Regions from separate parts of the Homo sapiens genome. Here all the other regions are linked to region 2. A link is a contact called in ENCODE Hi-C or POLR2A ChIA-PET data. All regions are on one chromosome and are shown on one strand. The core of a region is the stretch at or near the end of the contact, and the rest is flanking DNA. Distances in the headings are between cores, read along the strand shown.

Region 1 (3,892 bases), core at 490-2,989, 280 kb after region 2:
TGATAAATGGAAAGCTATTCAGGTCCAATTGACACATTCTCCACTGGCCTGCTTGCCTGGCCCGTGCTGGGCATAGAAGCCAGGACTCTGACAGATGGCTCCACTCACGTTCATGGGCAAAGAACCCATTCCCAAGTCCAGGGTCCTGGAGTGTGCCTGGGCTCTGCACTAATCTGCGACGTGACCGTGGAAAGCCACCGGTCTCTGCTGGGCTTCTCCTTATCGCCAGAGCAGCAGCTGGAAGAGTCTATGCGTGAGTCACGGTGTGGGCCTGATCCAGACAGCCTGGGTTTGAATCCTGCCTGCCACTTGCTGCTGTGTGACCTTGGGTGAGTTTCTTAACTTCTCTGAGCCTCTGTTTCCCCATCAGTAAATGCTGAAGAGAATCAGTGCCTGTCTCACAGAATCGTTCTGAAGGTTCCTGGCGCTGGTTCTGTGGAAAGCTGGGCCTGTAGAAAGCACAGAAAGTGCATGCACCATGATTAGGCTTTGAGCTGCGTCTACAGGGACGTGATGTGCTTGTCGCACACATCTACTACATGTGTCAGAGTGGGAGCCTGGGAGTGCTCAGGACTGAGTCCTTTCTGAGGTTCCTCATGGCACCAAGGACAAGGGTAGCCAGAAACTCCCCGGGCCCCATCACAGCTCCCTGCTCGCGCGGGCTGGGGATGTGTGTGCACACCACACGGACGGGCGTCCGGTCCATCACAGGCACTCTCTTCCTGGACACACCACCTGCTCCGAGGCAGCCTCCATCCTCCCCCACCACTAGACACTCCGAGCAGTGGAATACCATTGAGGAGGTCCAGGGAAACAAGGTGATCCCATCATGGTGAACTGAGTTTCCATAGACCCACACACACATACCCTTACACACATACATACTCCCCTAGGGAAGGGTGGCTGGAAATAAGGTAACAGGACACATATGAAGGTTCTGGGAGGCTGGGCACAGTGGCTCACACCTGTAATCCCAGCACTTTGGGAGGCCGAGGCGGGTGGATCATGAGGTCAAGAGATCAAGACCATCCTGGCCAACATCATGAAACCCCATCTCTAATAAAATACAAAAATTAGCAGGGCGTGATGGCACGCGCCTGTAGTCCCAGCTACTCGGGAGGCTGAGGCAGGAGAATCGCTTGAACCCGGGAGGCAGAGGTTGCAATGAGCCGAGATTGTGCCACTGCACTCCAGCCTGGAGTAACAAGAGTGAAACTCCGTCTCAAGAAAAAAAAAAAAAAAAGTTTCTGGGGACCACAGCCGGTAAGGGGCTCACTCTCAGACTCCTGGGTTCCTGCCCCTTAGGGCCTGGGGGAGAAGGCCTCGTTTAAACAGAGAGTTTATTCATCTTAGTGATCTCTGTGTCCAAAGCCCATTGCACAGGGGAAGCTGAGGCCCAGGAAGCCTGAGTGACTCGTCTAAGATCACACAGCAGTATGGGAAGAGCCAGCCCTAGAACCCAGGACTCTGACTTCCTGGCCATGCCCCTCCCACACAGAGTGATGCGTGTCTAGAGATCACCCCAGTTCTACTTTCCAAAATGAGTCAGGAACATCTGTACCTCTGGGACTAAAAATACTCCCAGGGACACCCCAGTAAGAACGCTGACATCTTTCCGGGTGTCTGAAAACAGAACTGGCCTTCCTAAGAACTAACAACGATACTGTTTTCAGCCACGTTCCCTTCCTGTTCTTGCTACACGCTCTGTCAAATAGGTGGCCAGAGGCCCGGGTGCAGATGCAGTGGCTCACGTCAGTAATCCCAGCACTCTGGGAGGCTGGTGGGCGGATCACTTGAGGCCAGGAGTTTAAAGACCAGCTTGGGCAACATGGTGAAACCCTGTCTCTACTAAAAATACAAAAAATTAGCCGGGTGTGGTGGCACAAACCTGTAGTTCCAGCTACTCAGGAGGCTGAGGTGGGAGGATCACCTGAGCCGGGAAGTCAAGAGTGCAGTGAGCCATGATGGCATGCCACTGCACACCAGTCTGGGCAACAGGAATGAGACCCTTTCTCCAAAAGAAAAAAGAAAAGTAGGTGACCAGGCCCCATCTGACAGGATGTGCCACTGAGGCCTAAAGGGATCTGCCCAGGATCACACAGGCAGCCCCTGACACCTGGCTGCCACCTCCAAGCCTAGAACCTTCCCTGATGCCAACTCCCTCTCAGAGACTCGAGGGCAGAGCACAGACAGCATCCACCCCATCCCCACCCCGAATTCCTTTGATTTTTTTTTTTCATTTTTAATGTCTTGGCCGGGCACAGTGGCTCATGCCTGTAATCCCAGCACTTTGGGAGGCCGAGGTGGGCGGATCACAAGGTCAGGAGTTCGAGACCAGTCTGGCCAATATGGTGAAACCCTGTCTCTACTAAAAATGCAAAAAAAAAATAGTCAGGAGTGGTGGCGGACGCCTGTAGTCCCAGCTACTCGGGAGGCTGAGGCAGGAGAATCACTTGAACCTATGAGGCGGAGGTTGCAGTGAGCCAAGATCATGCCACTGCACTCCAGCCTGGGCGACAGAGCAAGACTCCGTCAAAAAAAAATCATTTTTAATATCTTTACCATAAAAGCAACAATACATGTTCATTTATGAAAATCTAAAAATTGCAGAAAAGTCAAAATAAGGAAGAAAAATCACCACCCACAGCCCCACCACCCAGAGACAATCATTGTTAAGGTTTGATGTATTTCCTTCCATAGTTTTTTGTTTGAGGACTTTAAAAAAAAAATGGGGCTGAGGTCATACTGTATATTAAAAGAAAAAAAAAAGGTGGTATCCTGCCTTTTTGACCTGCCATTATATCATGGCCACTTTTCTAGTTCTTTCACTCTCTGTAATCTCGTTTCTTTTTCCTCTTCTCTGAACCTCATTTTTATTGGCTGCCTAATATTTTGTCAAACCATATTCCATGGTTTATTTTGCCATTCCCTCATTGTTGGAAATCTCAGTTATTTCCAGTTTTTCGAAGCTATAAATAATATATTTCGATTAATATCTTTCTACAGATAGCTTTCCTTTTTCCATATTTAGGGGTTGCTCCTTGGCTGGCATGGAATTCCTGGGTCAGCAAGCCATGTGTGATATGCTTCTGACTCAACCCAGTTGCTTTTCTAAGGACCTGAGCCATGCCTGGTCTACAGAGGAGCAGAGAAGCCCCAGGAGGTGACATACACTGCTCATGGCCACTCAGCCGGTTAGCCATGCCCACGCTCCTTCCTCTGTCTCTCGCCTATCTCTGTCATCATGCTTCCATCTAATCATTTTCATTCATTCATTCGATTCAACAGAGAAGGTGAACCCACTGTGTGCCAGGCGCAGGTCCGGGCTCCAGAGACCCGGCAATGGACAGTCAAAGCCTGTGCCCTCCAGGCGTTTCTACCACAAGGCATGATGGGAAGAAGGGTATATCCTCACCCACCTCCGCATTTGGTTATATGCAATGTGAGGTGTTCGTTTGCATGGCTTCTCATTTGCATCCCACCTGGGGACAGGTGGGCCGGCAGAGGGTGACATCTATCAGCTCTAAGGGCAGGGTCCTGGTTTTCCTCAGCCCCAAACTGTTTTCTAACATTTGGCCTTCCCTTAAAACTTGGGAGATTTCACAAGAGTCTGGATTTCTGACTTCTTCTGAACACTCTGTAGGCCTGGCCACACTGGGCCCAGGTCCCAGAGGGCCCCCAGGGATTGGAGCTCAGTCGTGGCACCCCCTCTGCCCAGGCCCGACCTGGCTACCTTGACACACACCACACTGAGCTTCTTGGCCGTCCTTTCTGCACACATTCATTGGGTCCTGGCCATTCCTGACTCGGCTGGAGGGATGTTAATGATTGTAATCCAGAGACAAGTCACAAGAAGATGAAGTCACTTGGCTGAGGTGACAGAGCTACAAGG
Region 2 (3,921 bases), core at 47-2,546:
TTTCCACCGATGGTCTTATCCTTTGTCCATCTCTTTCTGACGGCAACAGAAAACTTCACCTTCCAGAGGAGCGCCTCTGCCTGGCTGTCCCACCGTCTGGGAAGTAAGGAGCGCCTCTGCCCAGCCCCCGCACCGTCTGGGAAGTGAGGAGCGCCTCTGGACGGCCCCCGCACCGTCTGGGAAGTGAGGAGCGCTTCTGGACGGCTCCCAGCAACCCCCCAGGTGTGAAGTGACAGCCCTGTGTGTGATCTTTCTGCCCTCCCCAAGTTTGCATTTTCGACAATAAAATTTACTTTTAAATTAAAAGATTTATACTGGGGAAGATTTAAAAAAAAAAAAAGAAAGAAAAGAAAACTCACCTTCCAAAAACAACCACTGGGAGTCCGCTTTGTGCAGAGGTTGGACAAGCTTCTGTGCAGGTAGGGGCGCTGCTGCTCCCCCTACCACCCACGCATCCTCCTCCCTGTCTGCATTCCCGTCGTCGTAGCCAGAGGAGTTCAGAGCCTCTACAGAGAGCACAACTTCTCCAGCTGGAACAAACTCCCCTTAAAGGAATCTATTTAGGAAGATTATTTCAATGTACATTCATTCCTCCAAAATATGCTTAGATGGACTTAAATAATCAGAAAGCTGTGTGTGTATGTGTTTCCCGTTTTCTTGGCCCACAAAGAACCCCTTGAGAGGTCCCTGGGCAGTGAGCCTGTTTATAGACACCCTTCTCCCTTCCTTGGTGTCGCAGACATCGCAGTCCCTCTGAGGGGCTGACCTGCCCCCCACCTTCTGGAAGCTGGGAGGTTGGAAGAGGGGACGCATGCCATGGACCCAGCACACAGCTGGGAACTCGAGGCACACCTAAGCCTTCCCTTGTGCTGTGCGGAGTCCACACTTCCTTCCCCACTGGAGTCTCAAAACCTCCCCTCACTCAACAGGGTGGTGCTGCTCAAAGCTCTGGGCACACATTAGGGCTGGGGAGGGGGTGGTGGAGAGGGGGCTCCAGCCTGCCCAACCACCAGGCAACGGGGCACCTGCCCCTCTCTCAGCTGGGTCTGGACCCGCCTCCCAGGCTCAGGCTGCAATGCCTTTCTCTTTCTCTTTGCAATTCCGTTGGGTCCTGCCCAGGACAGATAAAGACAGAGCAGCCTGTCTTTATTGGAGGTTCCTCTGCCAGCGGGAAGGGTCCGGGGAAAACCAGAGCCAGAGCCAGAGCCAGAGAAACATGAAGCACCCCGGGGCCTCCCACACCAATGCCTGAGCAGGAATGGGGAGGGGCCATGACTCATAAGGCCCTGGGAGGTCACTTTAAGGAGGGCTGTCCAACTGCAAGGACGCTGTAAGCAGGAAGTGAAACCACAGAGCTTCAAAAAAAGAGCGGGACAGGGACAAGCGTATCTAAGAGGCTGAACATGAATCCACAGATCAGGTACCGCTGCCCACTCTGCCTGCTGGGCCCCTCCTGCCCCTTCCTGCCTGGTGGTCCTGCTGGGCCTCAACCCTGGCCTCCCCCCGCCCCTGCCCCAGCCCTGGGCTCCCTCCCCTCTGGCTCCCCTGCCACACGAATCCCAGTCAGGCTCTTTGTCCTGCTGTGTGGTCACCCCACTGCTGCTTCTGAATGGGCTGCCTCCCCTACCTGCACCAGCCCAGGCCCCGTGCTGAGACTCTCCCTTAAAGTCATGCCCGGACTGGTGCTCCCCGCCCTGGGAGGGTGCTCCCTCTGTGTGCTTCCTGCCACTCCTGAGCTCAGAAACTGGGAGAATTGAACCAAAGGGTAATTGGAGCAATCAGGCATTTTTGTTCTCAGTGTTTTGATGAAATTTCTGTAAGAATTACTTTGCTTAAATACAAAGTCTTAGGAGAGGGTGCGGGGGTAGGAATGGTCTCTGAAGCACATGATAAATCGTGTCATCCAAGGATGACTCCATGGTGAGCAGATGTCCCCAGACAGGTTCCACTCCAAGGTCACTCTTCATCTTTTAGAACATGACCAGTGGTTGAGCGTGGTGGCTCACACTTGTAATCCCAACACTTTGGGAGGCCAAGGCGGGCGGATCATGAGGTCGGGAGTTTGAGACCAACCTGGCCCATATGGTGAAACCCCGTCTCTACTAAAAAACATACAAAAATTAGCCAGGCATGGTGGCGCATCTCTAGTCCCAGATACTCAGGAGGTTTAGGCAGGAGAATTGCTTGAACCTGGGAGGTGGAGGTTGCAGTGAGCTGAGATCATGCCACTGCACTCCAGCCTGGGCGACAGAGTGAGACTTCATCAAAAAAAAAAAGAAAGAACATGATCAGTAACATGGAATGTGAGAATGTGGGAAAAAAGTGCAATGATGAGGAGAAATGCTCTGATTTTAAAATTTAGTGAAAAGAGAGCCCAGTCCCCAACAGCTTTCTCCTACAGGATCCGTGATGCAGAGGCTGGACAGGGCTGGCCTGGAAAGGGGCCCCTGCTCCATCCGTCCCCAGCTCTGTGGCCTCGGCAGGTTACCCCGCCTCTCTGTGCCTCTGGCATCTCCTCTGTAAGATGGGAATGGCCCCTGCAGGCCTAGGGTAGCCTCACGTGAGCTCACACCCGCTCAGCACTTAGAAGAGTGGCCTGGGCCTCAGAATTCAGTTCTACCATGATTTTAAAATAATGTTAACACGCAGAGTGAAACATCAGGAAGGAATTGAGCTGAAAGGTTAAAAGCTATTTTTTAGGGGTGAAGGGTTTTATTCTCTTTTGCATTCTCCTAATGGGTTGGGGAGTGGGTTGGCAGAAATACTAGGAGGGTGGGGAATGTACCCCTGGAAAGGCCAGAGTTGGACCCGAGCTGGGAGAGATCACCCCAGCCCGCCTGCCAGCATCCCCTCCTCTTCCTCTCCCCTCAGTCTTCCTGCCTGGGAAGGCAGCAGAAATTCTCAGGGCTGTGGAGGGGTCGGGGAGGCCCAGGGCCATCCTGGGAGCTGTGTTCAGTGGACATGAGCCCCGAGGACTCCCGGGAGGGCTCCCTGCATGGGCCGGTTTCTCTCTTGTGCCTTCAGAAATCCGATGGAGCGGATGTATCGAGACACATTCTACGACAACTTTGAAAACGAACCCATCCTCTATGGTCGGAGCTACACTTGGCTGTGCTATGAAGTGAAAATAAAGAGGGGCCGCTCAAATCTCCTTTGGGACACAGGGGTCTTTCGAGGCCAGGTACCACCCAAACTTCAATCGAATCACAGGCAGTGTTGCAGGAATTAGAGGACTGGAGAGACTGATATGGGTGAGACAGGAGGATTTATTTAGGTGCACTGGTTCAGCAGACTCACATCCAAAAAGGCTGAGCCCTTAACAAAGACAGACTGAGGTATTTATAAGCAAACTTACAGAAGCAGAACAAAGGCGATTAATCAAACAGTGACAGGTCACATAATCTATAGCATAACAGATGACTTAGCATAACTTGGGGCCTTCTATAGCTGGTGGCCTTGCAGCTACATCAAAAGGAAAACAGGAACTGGCTAAATACAGACATTTGTAAAATATAGTTATAATGGTTCTGGAAAGGAGAGACAGTAAAGGAATTTGTCTTTTTTTTAAAAAATTTTTTTAAAATTTTCTTCAACCTTGCCCTGGAGGGGTGTGGGGGTGGTGTCTGGAGCCCATTCCTTTGGCCTTGACTTTTCAGGCAGTGTTATAACTGTCGTTGGAGTGAGCTGGCTAGGCAGAGGAAAACTTGTTCTTCTTTTCTTTTTAACCCTTGCTACAGTAGGACCTAAGCAGCTGGAAATGCAGAAAACACAACAATAAGTAAAATGCCCAGCACTGGGCTCTCAATTGTGTATTTTTCCCACATTTCTTTTTTCTCTTTTTTTCCTTTTTTTTTTTTTTTTTTTTTTCCGAGATGGAGTCTCGCTCTGGCACCCAGGTTGGAGTGCAATTGCACAATCTTG
Region 3 (4,195 bases), core at 24-2,523, 350 kb after region 2:
GCCAAGATTGCATCATTGCACTGCAGACTGGGGGACAGAGCCAGATTCCATCTCAAAAACAAAAGAAAAAAAAAAGAAAACCACATTCATCACCATCAGAGCTCGTGGGTATCCAGGTGTATTGTCAACGAGCAGTAATATTTTGAAAGAAAAACAGATGTGCTGTCATCCAGGCTTTGGTGTTCCGCTTACAGAGCACAGGCAGAGTAGACGTAGCATAATTCTTAAGGGCCTTCAGATTTTCAGAATTATCAATGAGCAGTTGGCTTCAACTTAAACTCACCAGCTATACCAACTCCTGACAAGAGAGTTAGCCTGTCATTTGAAACTTTGAAGCCAGGAATTGATTTCTCCTCTCTAGCTATGAAAGACTTCCTGGCATTTTCTTTTGATATAAAGCTGTTTCATCTACATTGAAACTCTACTGTTTAATGTAGCCACCTTCATCAACGATCTTAACTAGAACTGGATAACTTGCTGTGGCTTCTCCATGAGCACCTGCTGCTTCACCTTGCACTTTTATGTTATGGAGACAGTTTCTTTCCTTAAACTTCATGAACCAACTTCTGCTAGCTTCTGCTTTTCTTCTGCAGCTTCCTCATCTCTCTCAGCCTTCATAGAATTAAAGAGAGCTAGGGTCTAGGGCCTTGCGCTGGGTTAGTCTTTGTCTTTTTTTTTTTTTTGAGACAGAGTCTCGCTCTGTCACCCAGGCTGGAGTGCAATGACTCGCTACAACCTCTGCCTCCCGGGTTCAAGCAATTCTCCTGCCTCAGCCTCCCGAGTAGCTGGGATTACAGGCACCTACCACTACACCTGGCTAATTTTTTGTATTTTTAGTAGAGATGGGGTTTTGCCATGTTGGCCAGGCTGGTCTCAAACTCCTGACCTCAGGTGATCCTCCCGTCTCGGCCTCCCAAAGTGCTGGGATTAGAGGTGTGAGCCACCACGCCTGGCCTAGTCTTTGGTTTAAGAGAATGTTGTGGCTGGTTTGATCTTCTATCCAGACCCAACTTTCTCCATATCAGCAATAAGCCTGTTTCACTTTCTTATCATTCATGTACTCATTAGAGTGGCACTTTTAATTTCCTTTGAAAGCTTTTCCTTTGCATTCACAACTTGGCTAACTGCATAGTGGAAGAGGCCTAGTTTTCAGCGTATCTCAGTTTTTGACATGCCTTCCTCATTAAGCCTAATCATTTCCAGCTTTTGATTTAAAGCAAGAGACATGTGACACTTCCTTTCACTTGAACACTGAGAGGCCATTGTAGGGTTATTAACTGGCCTAAATCCAGCCTGTCTCGGCTGTTGGCATGCCTTCCTCACTAAGCTTAATCATTGCTAGTTTTTGATTGAAACTGAGAGACAGGACTCTTCCTTTCACTTGAACACTTAGAGGCCATTGAGCAGTTATCAGCTGGCCTAATTTCAGTACTGTTGTATCTCAAAAAATAGGGCTGCCCTAGAGAGGGAAAGAGACAGAGAAATGGTGAGTCAATAGAAGAGTCAGAACACACACATTTATCAATTAAATTCACCATCTCGGGCCGGGGGCAGTGGCTCACGCCTGTAATCCCAGGACTTTGGGAGGCCGAGGTGGGGGGATCACGAGGTGAGGAGATCGAGACCATCCTGGCTAACACGGTGAAACCCCGTCTCTACTAAAAATACAAAAAAATTAGCCGGGCGTGGTGGTGGGCACCTGTAGTCCCAGCTACTCAGGAGGCTGAGGCAGGAGAATGGCATGAACCCGGGGGGCAGAGCTTGCAGTGAGCCGAGATCGTGCCACTGCACTCCAGCCTGGGTGACAGAGTGAGACTCTGTCTCAAAAAAAAAAAAAAAAAGATGGCCTGAGACTCCTTCCACGTATTTACCTTTTAGAATTCTGATGGGCCATGTTTCTTTTTCTTCCTTTTTTTTTTTTTGAGACAGAGTCTTGTTCCATCTCCCAAGTTGTAGTACAGTGGCATGATCTCAGCTCACTGAAACCTCTGCCTCTCCCCAGTTCAAGAGATTCTCCAGCCTCAGCCTCCTGAATAGCTGGGATTACAGGCGCACGCCACCACACCCAGCTAATTTTTGTAATTTTTTAGTAGAGAAGGGGTTTCGCCATGTTGGCCAGGCTGGTCTTGAACTCCTGACCTCAGGTGATCTGCCTTCCTCGACCTCCCAAAGTGATGAGATTACAGGCGTGAGCCGCTGCACCCAGCCCCATGTTTCTAATCCACCCAGAACCTCCTGCTATGTTGTTGCTATCATCTGAATGTTTGTGTTCCCCAAAATTCATATATTGAAACCTAATCACCAGTGTGATGGTGTTGTGGTAAACTGAGGAACGGAGAGACTGATATGAGAGTACAGGAGGATTTTTTTTTTTTTTTTTTGAGATGGAGTCTCGCTCTGTCACTAGGCTGGAGTGCAGTGGCGCGATCTTGGCTCACTGCAACCTCTGCCTCCCGGGTTCAAGCAATTCTCCTGCCTCAGCCTCCCGAGTAGCTGGGACTACAGGCGAGCGCCACCACACCCGGCTAATTTTTTGTATTTTTAGTAGAGACGGGGTTTCACCGTGTTAGCCAGGATGGTCTTGATCTGAGTACAGGAGGATTGTTTATTTCAGGTACGCACCAGCTCAGTGGACTCACATCCAAAAAGCTGAGCCTAGAACAAAGACAGAGCGGGGTTTTTATAAGCTGGCTTACAAAAGTAAAACAAAAGCAGCTAATCATATGATAGGTCACATAATCTATAGCATAGCATAATTTATGGTCTTACATAGCCGGTGGCTTTGTAGCTGCATTGAAAGAAAAACAAGAACTGGCTAAATACAGACATTTGTAAAACATAATCATGCTTAAGAAACCAGGGAAAGGAGTAACAGTAAAATAATTTGTCTTTCTCTCTTTTTTTTCCTTCAACTTTGCTCTGGAGGGGAGGTGTCTGGAGCCCACTCCTTTGGCCTTGACTTCTCAAACAGTGTTATCATATAACTGTCCTTGAAGTGAGCTTGCTGTACTTTCCTTTGCTAGACAGAGGAAAACTTGTTATTTTCCTTTTAACCCTTGCCTTGCCTGTTACTTTTCTTAGAGTGAATGAATGCATATTTATTTTTAAATTTCTGCCTCAGTGGTATTGTTATGGGAAAGGGGTCCAGATCCAGGCCCCAAGAGAGGGTTCTTGGATCTTGCGCAAGAAAGAATTCAGGGTGAGTCCATAGAGTAAGGTGAAAGCAAGTTTATTAAGAAAGTAGAGGAATGGGCCGGGTGCAGAGGCTGACGCCTGTAATCCCAGCACTTTGGGAGGCCGAGGTGGGCGGATCACGAGGTCAGGAGATCGAGACCATCCCGGCTAACACAGTGAAACCCCATCTCTACTAAAAATATGAAAAATTAGCCAGGAGTGGTGGCGGGCGCCTGTAGTCCCAGCTACTCAGGAGGCTGAGGCAGGAGAATGGCCAGAACCCGGGAGGCAGAGCTTGCAGTGAGCCGAGATCACACCACTGCACTCCAGCCTGGGCGACCAAGCGAGACTCCTTCTCAAAAAAAAAAAAAGAAAGAAAGAAAGTAGAGGAATAACAGAATAGCTACACCATAGACAGAGTAGGGCTGCTGATTGCCCATTTTTATGGTTATTTCTTAATTATATGCTAAACAAGGGGTAGATTATTCATGCCTCCCCTTTTTAAATTTTTTTTTATTTTTTACTTTTTATTTATTTATTTAAGATGGAGTTTTGCTCTTTCACCCAGGCTGGAGTGAAATGGCACAATCTCGGCTCACTGCAACCTCCACCCTCCGGGTTCAAGCGATTCTCCTGCCTCAGCCTCCCGAGTAGCTGGCATCATAGGCACCGGCCGCCATTCCTGGCTAATTTTTGTATTTTTATTTATTTGTTCTTTTTGAGACAGAGTTTCGCTCTTGTTCCCCAGGCTGGAGTGCAGTGGTGCAATCTCAGCTCACCGCAACCTCCGCCTCCGGGGTTCACGCCATTCTCCTGCCTCAGCCTCCCGAGTAGCTGGGACTACAGGTGCACGCCACCACGCCTGGCTAATTTTTTGTGTTTTTAGTAGAGACGGGGTTTCACTGTGTTAGCCAGGATGTTCTTGATATCCTGACCTCGTGATCCGCCTGCGTCAGCCTCCCAAAGTGCTGGGATTACAAGCATGAGCCACCGCGCCTGGTCAAATTTATTTATTTATTTA

Evidence for each region. A loop is a pair of places that touch in the nucleus more often than their neighbours do. ChIA-PET counts read pairs that join two places held with the same protein, here RNA polymerase II (POLR2A). Pooled maps may share reads with other maps.
Region 1: a map with no recorded cell type shows a loop between it and region 2 (6-fold over the local background). The contact joins the enhancer-like site here to the promoter of APOBEC3B in region 2. A Hi-C loop is called at or near these places in 8 of 37 single-sample maps with no recorded cell type and 6 of 50 pooled maps. POLR2A ChIA-PET finds 5 or more read pairs at or near these places in 1 of 52 experiments (H1).
Region 3: a pooled map shows a loop between it and region 2 (4-fold over the local background). The contact joins the enhancer-like site here to the promoter of APOBEC3B in region 2. A Hi-C loop is called at or near these places in 2 of 50 pooled maps. POLR2A ChIA-PET finds 5 or more read pairs at or near these places in 7 of 52 experiments (AG04450, Caco-2, OCI-LY7 and 4 more).

Annotation. Positions count from the first base shown.
Region 1 is chr22:39,265,040-39,268,931 of GRCh38, forward strand. No RefSeq gene overlaps it. Among named protein-coding and RNA genes, the nearest start is that of PDGFB, 22 kb to the left of the region's middle. RefSeq lists enhancers at 1,502-1,581, 1,762-2,031, 3,800-3,892. Within about 2 kb of position 1,740, at least 7 of the 41 ENCODE cell types and tissues checked have a DNase peak (open chromatin) inside an H3K27ac peak, as active enhancers do.
Region 2 is chr22:38,981,051-38,984,971 of GRCh38, forward strand. It overlaps APOBEC3B (apolipoprotein B mRNA editing enzyme catalytic subunit 3B), which reads left to right and starts at 1,297. Exons shown (of 8, transcript NM_004900.5): 1 at 1,297-1,420; 2 at 3,025-3,181. The coding sequence starts at 1,404. RefSeq lists a silencer at 1,431-1,480 and enhancers at 3,679-3,921, 3,921.
Region 3 is chr22:39,331,563-39,335,757 of GRCh38, forward strand. No RefSeq gene overlaps it. Among named protein-coding and RNA genes, the nearest start is that of RPL3, 14 kb to the left of the region's middle. Within about 2 kb of position 1,274, at least 6 of the 41 ENCODE cell types and tissues checked have a DNase peak (open chromatin) inside an H3K27ac peak, as active enhancers do.